Regions from separate parts of the Mus musculus genome. Here region 1 is linked to region 2. The links are chromatin loops, found by intact Hi-C in ENCODE. Cell type or tissue: heart. All regions are shown on one strand. Each heading gives the region's core, and the rest is flanking DNA. Links, peaks and the distances in the headings are about the cores only.

Region 1 (6,259 bases), core at 1,816-4,315, 49 kb before region 2:
CTCTATGCGACAAAGTGAAGCTAGTGTCTAGGCACAGTACTCAAAGCATATGGTTAGTTGACTTTGTACCTTACCATGCCAACAAGTTTGCACAGCTGTGTCCCTCTCTGAGTTGAGCTGCTTTGGTTTGCACAGTGTTAGATGGAGTGTGATATCTGACTTACCAGGGCCCAGATCTCAGCAGAGAGACAAGAGAGGCTTCCTCTCCACACAGCATTCGGGGTTCAGCCCACCTTGAAAATCCTCAGCCAAATAGTGAGGAATGGAAGGAAGAAAGTTCCCTCTGCACGTAACTGTCCTATGTGGTGAAGGGGAACCACAAACAAGATGGAGGTATGGTGGAAAGAGCAATTCATTTCACATGACCTGCAGATGCAAACTTTGTGCCAATGGAGCAGTTGCCAGGGTAGAAGGAAATGATGGTAACTCTTGAGGGGGTGGGGATCACCCACCCAGAAGACTGGTACTCCCTTCGCATCCTGTGTCTGATGGCTGGCATGCAGCTGTCCAGCTGGCCACTCAACCACTCAGCTTTGCTTGGCTCCCTGTAAGCTACAATTGGTTCCCATCATGAAATGTTGGCTGATGGGATGGCCACCTCTGGGCCATTCTTACAGTGAAGGGTGCCTTCCTTCCACTCCCTGTTCCCCTCCATCAGCTGCCTCACTTGGACATGGCAGAGCTGCCCATAGCTGATTCTCTACAAGACCATGTTGAATTACTTCTCCCAATGTCCTGCCAACACTAAGCTACTTCAGACACTGCGAGTGAGAAGGAACTTTAGGTGAGTTTGAGGTATGGACTATTTTTAGCTGATTTGTTTCAGACGTTACATGGCTTAGGAGAGGTGGCTTAGGAGATGAGTCAGGTAGCAGTCAGGGGACTTTTATGCATGGAAACAGTGAAGGCAGACAGAGTCACAGGAACGTAATGTACCCAATTTCCTACACCGTGGACGAGGTGTCAGGTGGCAAACCTGGTCTGGAAAATAGTTTGAGGATTTCTTAAAGTTCCACACCTGTCCTATGTTCCAGCATGTCTACTTCCTCCCATGTATTACTTACTCACATAAATACCTGGGCTAGATTGTTCCCAACAGCATCACTAAGACTGCAAACAGATCAAGAATCCAGCAACTGAAATCATCCCTGCATAGTCACACTATGGGATGCTATTTATCAAAGAAAAAGAGCAAACTACCCACATATGTGAAAACCTGCATAAACAAACAAAAATCCAAGCCCATTAGGTTTTATGGAGGAGACAGACAGCAAGATTGTATGATTCCTTTAAATAAACTCAAAGTTGGACAGATTTCTCCACGATGATAGAAATGAGGCTAGTGGTTGCTTATGGCTGAAGGGAGCATCCACCGGTCGTAGGGAACTCTGGGAGATAAGGAAATCGTGAAGATGTGGTTAGATTGTTATGTGTATGTCAAAATTTACCAACTTTTACATTTGATACCTAGGCACTTAGATGTATGTAGATTTCCTGATATTGGTATGTGCGTGTACTACTACGATTTTCTAGAGAACAGAACTGAGAGAATATACTTATATGTGACTTATTAGAGTGGCTTACAGGCTATGGTCCAGCTAGTCTAACTATGGCTGTCTACCAAAAAATCCGGTGGTTGTTTGGTTCACGAGGCTGGGTGTCTCAGCTCTTTTTCAGGATATGTCAGAACCCCAAAGAATGGCTCTAATGCCATCAAACCAAGAATAAGAGCAAATAGGCAAAGAACAAAAGTTTCTTTTAAGCTTGTCCTTTCCATAGGCTACCAGGAGGAGGTATAGTCCAGATTAAGGGCAAGTCTTCCTATCTCAAATGATCCTATTAACTAAAAACCCCTCACACGTGTGCTCAGGGACTTGCAATTTTAGTTAATTCCAGGTGTAGTCAGGCTGACAATGGAGATTAGCCATCACCAGTGTGGCACATTTGCGCACATGTGCAGGCACACATACACACACACACACCTGCATGGGTGTGGCAGCCAGAGGAGCCTCAGATGTTGTTCTTGAGGGGCAGCTTCACTTCTTGTAGCTAGTCTGTTAATGGCAAAGAGCTTGCCACATTGGCTAGGATGGCTGGGCCATAAGCCCCAGGGAATCTACCTGTTTCTACGTCCCTAGTTCTGAGACTGTTAGGGCTTGCCACTGTTCCCGGCTTTCTCGTATGGGTGCTGTGGAATGAACTTGTGTTCTCATGCTTGCATGGCAAACACCTTACCAATTGAGCCAGGAATTTAGATCTCATTGCCTAAAGGCACAGCCAACCCTTGGCATTGCAATAAACGTGACATTGTCATCTACAAAGGTCATATTCAAGAATAGCACAACTGAGTTACAAAAAAAATCATAAAACCCCTAATAACCTTTTAAGTAAATTTACCATTCATAGCTAGCCTGGGGCTCAGATGGCCCAAGGTTTGGGGCTGGGCATGACAGAATGGTTTCGAGACAAGAAAAGCAAGCTCAGATGCAGGTTTGGAACAGAGTGGTGGCAAGGCAGCTGAGGGAGGGAAGTAAGGTGGTGGGATGCACAGGGGAGGGGCCCTGTAAGGGAAGCAAAGACTGCAATTTCCCTGTCTCGACCTGTACAGGCCAGTCTAGGGACGGCTGGGGATCAGTAGCCATGCTTGCCAAAGGTCGAGTCATGAAACAAGCAGTTTCTTTCATTCGGAGTATTTTAATCCCTCGGACTCTATAGTGGGATGGGAGTCCTGTGTTATTATTGGAAATGGTGTCTATTATTAGTTACTGTTCCTCCTCTTGGATGGTGGAGTGCCAAGGCTTGGGAGGAGCTGGGCAGGACCCAGAGAGAGAGAGAAATGGTCTGTGAAGCCTGTATTTTCCAGAGCTCAGCAGTCAGGCTCTCAGCCTCATAGCTACTTATTTTATGTCCATCTAGTCACACCTCGGCTGAGCTCTCCAGTCTGCGTCAGAACCTCTGGGAGCCTGGAAGTAGCTGTGAACAGCAGTGACCTACCAGGTGGGTGGTGGGGAGGAATACCCATGCCAAGAGGACCAGAGGCAAAGCCAAGGCTCTGTTCCTCTAGAAGGTCAGGATGAGAGACACAGAGCACAGGCTCAGAGGGTGGTCATCTAGACCCATGACTGAGCAGTGAGCCTGTCTCACAAACATTCTGGGGAAGAATTCATCAGGCATTTTCTACACAATCCTGATCTAGTGTGCTCGTGTGGAGGATAATCTTTCTCTTTTGTACTTTGTATCTCTCTCTCTCTCTCCATATATATATATATATATATATATATATATATATATATATATACACATATACATGTGCGCTCACACACACACACACACACACACACAAACACACCCACATGAGGATTTTCCTATGTAGGCTGGCCTCAAACTCACCAACCTCCTGCCCCAGCCTTTTGAATGCTAGGATTTTAAACATGAGCACCCTCACCTGCCCTAACCTCATTGGGTTCTTTTCCAGAAAAGTGGTGTGGATTACAGTAACAGCTCAGAGAACCTCGCCGGTGAAGTCAGACACTTCAGAGCTGCCTCCTGAACATTTCCCTCCTTCAGTGCCAGGACAGGCAGCATCTAATAGGACAGACATCCCTTCCACCTCCCGAGCTTCCTTTTATCACCCTGCAGTGTTTCCATGGTTGGTGTTTTCCAAGGCATTCCCGAATCCATGTACTTTCTCCCTTTTCAACACGGGTGATTCATTAAATGTCAAACCAAACGTGGCCTTGTTCAAATACTTTTGTCGGAGTTTTCCTTTAAAAACACATCCAGAAATCAGAACACAAATCCTGTGTCAGTCTCTAAGACAGTCATGCAAGCAGTTGTAACTGCAGCTGTATGTCTGCAGCAGGTGCAGCAGAGATGCTTAAAAGGTGATTTATGTAAGCTACCTGGGACCTTCAGGGAAGTCAAAGCTGGGCGGCTGCTTCCTGGCGACCCCTCCTGGCTGTGCACCCTGGCGGTTCCCAGCTGACTAGGGATGTGGCTACAGCAGTTTCCCAGTGATGAGTGGCTACCAAATTGTCACAAACACACAGTCCCCTTGTGGTGAGTGTTTCATTGTCATAGGACCTGGCTTAGTCCCCCAGCTGTCCTGGGTGCATAGTCATTGTCAGGATAGAGTTCTTCAGAGAATCCCTGCTCTGCCCTGAACAGTAGCAGCTTGTACACAATGAAGCCATCTCCCAGGGAGCAGCAGATGGACAGATTTCAGCCCAGACTACCCTGAGAATGTGGTACACACCACAGAACAGGCCTTCTTTGGCAGGGAGATCGGTTTCCCTTCCTGGGAAACCAGCAGCCCTCAGACCCCTTGCTACCCTGGCCTCTGTCATGGGAAGCCATCAAAGCTTACAGACAGGCTTTGGAGAAGGATGGAACTGGATATAGATTTTGGCTCTTCCATTTACCAGCAATCTTACCTAATCCATGAGCCTGCAAACCTCAACTTCCTTATCTCTAAGTGCAGAGAATTGTGGTGGCTACCTGTATTAGCCAGGGTAAGCAATACCAGCAAGCACCAGCAAACCTAAGTCTCATTGTCTCATGGTGAGGAAGGCGTATTTCTCTTTCACACAGAGTTAATGAAGGGGATTTGATCAACAGCTCTCCTGGGGTAGTCCTGCACAAGGAGCAATTTCTCCTAGTGTGTATACTTGCCACCTTCTGGAGACCTGGGGTCTATATTTTCTGCCTTAAATGTGGGCTGGGGGTGGAGAGGGACTTTGAAAACCAATCCAGAATAGTAGCTGTCAGTCCCTCTGCTCGCAAGATGTGAAGAACTCTAAGTGAATGATGAAAAATTGTCCCCAAATATTTTGGCAACCTAAAATTGGCCCCAACGGGAGTATTTACACCACAGACATTGGCAGTTGTACTGTGAGAGGCAGGGGAAAGAAGACCGTGCTTCATTTCTGACCCACAGAAGTCATCAGTGGAAGCTGTGGAAGTACAGCGACTCTTCTGGGATTCCGAGTCAGCCCTGGCAGCCTTAGAGGCTGGGAAGTCACAGTAAGCCCCCTTGTCCCTGGTGGGAGACAGGGAGTCTCACATCCTGGACACCACAGTGACATCGTCCGCGGAAATCAGAGGCACTCTCCTCTGGCTCTCCCTAATCTTCCTTAAGCTCGCCTGCACTTTTGAAATTCTTCCCAGCTGTACTTGGGTCCAGAATGGAGGGCTTTGTGGAGCTGTGAGAACTTGACTCTAAGAGACTCTCCCTCACAGGAGTCCCATGTAGAGGAGCTGGCTGGCGCCTGACGCCATTAATCCTCTCACACAGCACGCACCCACCCACCTACATGCCCAGTTTCCTAATATTTACACATCTGACTCTTGCCATTTCCTTTTCTGGGGCCTCTGGGAACTGTTAACAGGGTTTTCCTGAAATGTGGAATTTGCAGGGAAAGGTAGATGGGCCCAGAGTGGCCCAGGCCCAAGTGGTATTTGGGAGGATGTGACAGAATTTGCTACTGGAACCTCTGGTTTTCATACCCACAGCAGTTATTTGTCACTTCTCCCTTTCTTAGAACCAGAACAAAGGCTCTGCTGCTCCAGCCTAGATCCCTGTGCATTACAGGAGTGGGCTGGCAGCGGGCAGAGTTCACCTCGCTCGTCATCCCAGTGGAGGAAGGGCACGGTTCAGTGAATCTTTGTTTGTTTTTACAAACTTGGTGGGACCACCTCCACACCACCACCATCACCACCACCACCACCCAATTTGCAATCAGAACCTTCCCCAGATTCTGGAACGTAGCCCCACTCGGCCACAAGTTCTAAACAGCAGTGGCTGAATGGTGCAGTCTGAAATGATGTCAACGGCTTGTGCAGGAGCCAAGGAAAATATGTGGAGGCCCTCGGCGGCTTCATCCCCACGCTTGTAGCAATGCAGCTGTGAGCCTTAAGTTTTCCTTCTGAAGAGACCACAGTGCATCTGGAAGGATTCAGAGCCAGCTCTGCCTGTCACACCTCTGGATGTCCTCCCCTGCCCTCCACCCTCCTTGAAGAACCAATTTTTAAAAGCAGGTCCAAAAGAGACATGGACCACGAAATGTAGCTAGAACCAGTGGTATTCATCAAGTATTTGAGTAAGAGCTTAGCTCCCATGGTGGTAGGCATGGGGAGGGAAGAACAGACAGACCAAAATGCTAGGGGTGTCAGAGAGGGAATTCCATAGCCACAGGGCTCTGGGACCAGAGGGCTTCTACCACTTAAGCCCGCAGGCTCTTGTCTTCTGACTCACAGAGGT
Region 2 (6,259 bases), core at 2,318-4,817:
TACACTCTTGCCCTAGAAACTGCCAGGGCCCAAACCTCGCCCCTCACAGGGCTGTAGGGCTTATAATCTTGCAAGGCTTTCTCTGCATATGACCTAGAAGTCTGGAAATTGAAGTCGTGAAATCTACTTGGTTTCACCTTGACTGTGTCCTAAAAATGATAACTACCAGTCATTAACCAGGAAGCAGGAAACATCCTAATGGAGAGATGGATGCAGAGAGTGGAGAGATCTGGGTCTTAGGCATGTGAGAAGAGACTCATAGTTGACTTGGGTAGGAATCCACAGAGTCTATGAACAGAGCCCCAGAGATGAGGCACTGTTTATGTCCAAAGGAAATATCCAGACACTTCAGCAGGGCTTGGGACACTGGGGGCTCACAGCTTTGACAGATGGAAAAGGACAAGTGGAACTATCTAAATCCCTCTCCCTCTCCCTCACCCTCTCTCTCTTTCTGACTCTCACAGAAAGGGTCAGAGAGACAGAGAGACAAAGAGAGAGAGAGAGACACAAAGAAACATATTGAAAGAGTTATGAGTAAGCTGTGTTTCTTAGAAGAAAACTGTGATTTAAAAAATAGCTTTACTTTCAACTTGTCTCAGCTTCCTGGCTCCTGAGAGTCTCAAGCCACATGTCAGTATTTCTGAGTTTTGCCTGACAAAGCAGACTCATGTAGATCAGGAAGAGAGGGGCAGATGGGAGAAAAATGAAGTGAGGACAAAAATCAAGAAACTGAAAGAAAGTTCATTCATGGAGTATCAGAAGAGGTGGCATCTTCCTACCTCCAGAGGAGGTCTTATAGTTAAGCCACACCCTCCACTTGTCTTTCTCAAGTCGACAAAAGCTAAGACCTGACCTCATCTTTGACCCATCTGAAGGACTGGCTTCCTCCCTTCAAATCCCTTTCCATTGCTGTCTAAAACTTCGTAAGTTAAAAGGTTTTTTCCCAAGTATACACCTGCAGTAATTCTTTTCTGATCTTTATAGACCCTTACAAATGACATTCTCTGTGGCAGTGAAGGTTTACTGAGCACATCTGAAACGGGCATCTGTGTGAGCTGTGGGCAAAACAAAGCAGAACAGAACCCTGACACATCTACAGCTGCACAGATCTATAGCCTGGGAAATTCTTCACCTATCATGTTGTTTCATCCCTAAAAGCAACATCAAAGCTACCATTCCCTTCATGAATGAAGAGAATCAAGGTTTTGAGACAGTCTATGAGTTTTCCAAAGTCTGAATTCAGAGCAGAGTCCAGATGTGAGCAGATCCCTGGGTTGAGCCGTCTCCTTTGCCCTATGCACTGGAGATAGTCACAAACAACTCTAGGTCAACTTAGTAGCCATAGGGAATACCAGACAATGCCCATTGCAACCATCCAGGAGACCGAGCCATCTCTGTGATGGAATTTCCTGGAGGGAGAAGGTAGCCCACCCTAATGAGAGATGACAGGAGCTATCCTGCCCCTCCAATACCAAGGCTTACAGGAAGTTGTCCACAGTCTGTTCTCTGCTCTGTTCTTTCTCTTGCTCTATTCACTGCTACTGTTTCATAGAAATCTGACCCACGATAGAATGCAGGATGTCCCTTAGGCAGGAACCGTGAAGCCCTAAAAGCAGGAGTCTTTGCCATTCCAAACTTCTGTTTCTTCAACCCTTAAAATGTCTGGACCCAGCAAACTCCACCTTGTTGCTTCCAGGAGTGCTTCAGTCAGCTGGTTTACCCAGAACTTCAAAGGCAATGGAGATGAAAATTCTACATCATGATCTGAAGGCAGATGCAAGGAGACTGTCATCATTAGCTCTGGACAGAGCCTGAGCTGAGGAAGTCTCAAAGCCCATCTCAGCAGTGACACACTTCGGTCCAACGAGGCCACACCTCTTAATAGTGCCATTGCCTGTGGCCAAGCATAATTAAACACACGAATCTATGGGAGCCAAACCTATTCAGACTACCACACAATCTAATACTGATTAAGAGTTTGACATTTTTTCTTTTTTAAAAAAGGAAGTAAAAATAAATAGGTTCAAATTGCTCTCTCAAATGAGAATAAAACTTTTCCTCTATTTGACTTTAAAAAATAATGTATACTAAATAAGATCTTTGAAATTGTGTAAGGGCTTTGCAGGTGAAGCCTGCTATCCAAGCTGATTTTCCAAAGGTCAAGTATCATATTAGTATAGCATCCAATAAACCGTTGCTACCGAGAGACGGGAAGAGACTCCTAAGACTCCAAGAGGAGGGACCGGGTCTCACTGTCTCTTCTTACCTCATGGGGCTATAGAAGAGGGTCTCAGGATTATTAGTGAGAACTGTGTATGTTTACTTGACAAAACTCTTCACGTGGTGGTTACCATATGCCGAATACCACTCTGAAGGAATCTGAACCATCTGCCCACTTTATGAGTGTAAGGGCTGTAAGGCAGGGACTTCTGCCATTATCGTTTGTTTGCAGACGGTGAGATGAAGGCACACTACTACCAAATGCGTTGAGGTGACTCAGAACCCATATCCTACTGGCCACTAAGCTCACCAGTCTTCTGTGGTGTGCATCTTAAGTTCTCTGAGAAGTTTTTTTTTTCCTCTCTTTAATCCCCTGTGATCTGGGTAAAGTCTTCAACAGACAGGTGTCTCCGAGAGCACGGGGACTCTGCTGTCTGGGAAGCGGCATCGGGCTGAGCCCCCAGTGTTGAACAGTGGGGTCCTAGATAATCTGGGGATTTTCCACTTCATGCTCCCCCACTCCCACCCTCATGCACCAGCTTTGTTTAAACAGAGGAAAAGACTTGAGGACAGGGCTAAGGAGCAAGCTGCCACCGCTCTGAGATTGTGTTAAGACATGCTGGAGTTTGAAAGTTTGTAACCATGTGGTTCTGGTTGTGTCCCTATGTGTGAAAAGTGTTCCTTTGTTTATTTATGCTTTCGTGGCCACTGTGTATATGTGTGTATTGCCATAGGCTTTCTAACATAAACAGAGGATGCTAGCGTAAACTTCCAGTGGGACCTGGTTTCTTCCTGCTGTGTACATTCAAACCCTCCAATCTAAGACTTTTAAATCAACAATTTTCCTTTTCAGAGAGGGTCATTATTTGTTTAGCAGTGCACAGGCTGGTCAGCACGCTGGGCGTTTCTATTCTCTTGACAAAACTGAAGCCCAGGCTGAGATCAGAGTTCTCTGCTATGTGGGTTCTCTAGGCCACAGGTGGCCAAGACGTCCCTTAGGCAGGACCTGAAGCCCTAAAAGCAGGAGTCTTTGTTGCTCCCAACTTCCATTTCCTCAACCCTTAAAATGTCTGGACCCAGCAAACTCCACCCTGTTATTTCCAGGAATGCTTCAGTCAGGCGTTTTACCCCCATCTTTAAAGGCAATGGAGCTTTGCTGCTGCTCCTGCAGCTGTAGCAGACAGCGCATGTGTCGTCAGCTTTTGTCTGTCTGCAGAGGCACCATTCAAGACGCCTCCCTGGAAGGTGATGTCTGAAGTGTTATTCTTAAGGAAGCAAAGCACCTAAGTATGGAAGAGTGTTGTGCAGAATGGGGCTTTCCCGGCTGTGGGGCTCCAAAGCTGGGAGGATAAACTCGCCCAGCAGAGGGCGCCACCGCGCCGGCGCTTACAGCTGTGCAAGCCAGGCAGGGGGATGCTCAAAACCACAGAAAAGGGGAAATTCCATACTTTCCCCCCACCTGCCTCGACCTCCCTCTTTCTCCTCCCTCATCTCCTCTCAGCCCCTTCCTTTCTCCCTCTGTTACCACCCTGTCTCAGTCTTTCTTCCTGACCATCTCTAACTCTTAACCCCTCCCTAACTTTAGCAGGGCACTCCTGGGAGCCTCAAGTCTAGTAACTGAGTGTTAATTATGTCTGAGTGGATTCTAGAGGAAAAGAAAACCATATACTGTATCAGCAGAGAAATGGTTTCACTATGAGGAAACTAATGATGCTTTTATCAGGAACAATATAAAGATTGCTTTTTTACTAGTGTGTGTCCCGTAGGGTTCAGGGCTATGAGATATTTCTGTATCTGGCTTGAGGTTCCTCTGAGCTTTTACATAATCAAATCAATATAGCCATGATTCACCCTCTGGCAACAACTGCTCGCTGCAAGTTTGCTGTTGCTCCTTTAGTGGCTAAAAGGAAAATAAATAAATATATAGAAAGGAACTTATTATGAATCGGTAGCCATTGATTTGTTCCGTCTTCTGACTTCCTTTTTAATTGCACCGCGTACACATGTTCTCACACACAGGCAGCATGATCCCGTAAGTTCACGGCCAGTCAGAAATAAGGTGGCCAGGAGTGCCTGAGGGCTTGCCACTGTCCATTTGGAAGAGACAGGTTGCTTGTTCGGAGAGAATAAAGCAGAGGTGGAGATGGGAGCCGGCCCCCTCACACTCTGTACATTGTTTGCATCTTCTTTCTCATCCCTGTGAATTCCCTACATTCCGGGCATGATTTTGGCTCTTGCCTCTCTCTCTCTTTCTCTCTCAGTTATCTTGTTTTTGTATCAGGAATTTCCCTCCCCTCCCCTGGCAGAAACCATCTGCTTAGGACCCAGATCTGTCCCCAGGGCTGTCAGCGAGGCCCCAATATTTTTCTCCCATCCTGAGGACAACTGGTCTGGACCCAAAGAGTGGATTGGGGGGGGGGGGGAAGCTTGGGAGAAAGAAGTAAGGGAGAGTCCATTCAGTGTAGGGAGCAAGCCACCTACGATGGCGGGCCAGTGTCTTCCCTTCTCTGTCCCGAGGAAGTCACAGGAAGGAGCTGCACAGAGCCTGAAGCCTTCACAACACACCCAGCTTGCTGTTTCCTTCACCACTTTCTCCCTTAAAGTAAATAAACACAGACGGCTTTCAAACTAACCCTCGTGAGAGAAGTCAGTGCCATACAACTGTGTCATCTGCTTTTCATAGGCAAACTGGGATGACCACAAAATACAGCTTTTCTAGTGCCTTGTGTGGCTTAGAATCAACAAAATCAACTGATGGAATAAGTGTGTTAGTCTGTCTAGGGAGAAACCGAGATGGAGCCTCCCGGGCAATCTGCTGGTCACCGGGGATGGTGAAGTGCTGTGTGTTTTATGCTCTGGTCCTTAAATCAGAGACCTTGCTCATAGGTGTGCTTCATTTATCCCATCCCCTATAAGAAGAAAAACATGAGAAATAATAGCAGACACAAAACAGGAAAGAAAACCCATTCATGCAATTAAGATACCCAGAGTCCCTGGGGAAATAGTATCACCAAAATGAACATGTTCCCTAATTATGAAGGAATCCTGTTACTGAACACAATTCCCTGACAATAACACTATATCCCTCTGAGAAACAGTGGAGGAGAAATTCTGGAAGGCTCTCTCTGGCTAGTGGGGGGTAGAAAAATCTACCCTCAAAGAACATCATTTGCAGTTTCTCAGCAATGTTTACAGGCATCAGGACAGACAGGGTCCAGCTGGGGTGCAAGGGGAAGGGAAGGGACTTTCAGACAGGCTTACAAGTGATGATACCAGCCCCAATCTTATCAACATGCAGAGATCTCCACTAGTGGCCATTTATTAAGCATCTACTATGCCCAAAAGCTGCTAGGTGCTGTGTCTGTATTATTACAGTACATTAACTTTGACCTTCAAGATTGCTCACGATATTCCATTAATATGCTTGTCTTTCTAGGGAAATTATGTGTACTTTCTCAAAGTTGAGATTGTCTCCAGTGGAGAAGCAATACTGAGTTAGAATCCTGTGAGTCTGCATCCCCCCCCCCCCCCCAGTGGATGGTGGCTAAAGGAGGTACACAACTGGTCAACATAGAGAATAGGAGACTGGGAAGTGTGTAGCCCTAAATGAGATATCCACATCACACCCTTTCCTCCCAAGGCTCAGGGCCCATTGAAGAAAGGGGATGGAAAGATTCTAAGAGCCAGAGGTGGTAGGTTACAACTATGTTGTGACATCATGCACGAGACCTGTGCAGAACTAAGTCATAATTAAGCCATAACCAGTATGGAGGTGGGAGGTGGTCATGAGGTCCCTCCCCTAGCCCACTGGCAAGAAGAAGGTATTTAAGTACGGGGGTCCTTGGTAAATCAACCACATTCCATCAGATGGCCCACACTTAAGAGTATTTGGGCAACACAAATTGGTTTCAGGATTTTTTGTTTGTTTTTGTTTTTTGTTTTTTCAAGACACAAAGTGAGGTGGGAAGATAGGGGAGAAAAAGGAATACATATAACCAAAGTGTATTCTGCAACATTTCAAAGAATTAATCATAATAAT

What was found. Hi-C counts contacts between places; a loop is a spot of excess contacts. Peaks named below come from ENCODE experiments on the same cell type or tissue, not always from the same donor. Only the 100,000 strongest peaks of a DNase experiment are listed, where the experiment ranks them.
Region 1: it touches region 2 in a loop (4-fold over the local background); 2 of 42 quality-filtered maps call a loop at or near these places.

What each region holds. Positions count from the first base shown.
Region 1 is chr4:84,013,135-84,019,393 of GRCm38, forward strand. No RefSeq gene overlaps it. Among named protein-coding and RNA genes, the nearest start is that of 6030471H07Rik, 29 kb to the right of the region's middle. In heart, for the core only: no CTCF peak of the experiment used is centred there; a DNase peak (open chromatin) is centred at 2,857; H3K27ac peaks cover 232 bases.
Region 2 is chr4:84,061,242-84,067,500 of GRCm38, forward strand. No RefSeq gene overlaps it. Among named protein-coding and RNA genes, the nearest start is that of Gm33410, 8.1 kb to the right of the region's middle. In heart, for the core only: a CTCF peak has its summit at 3,574 (motif pointing right); a DNase peak (open chromatin) is centred at 3,590; H3K27me3 peaks cover 780 bases.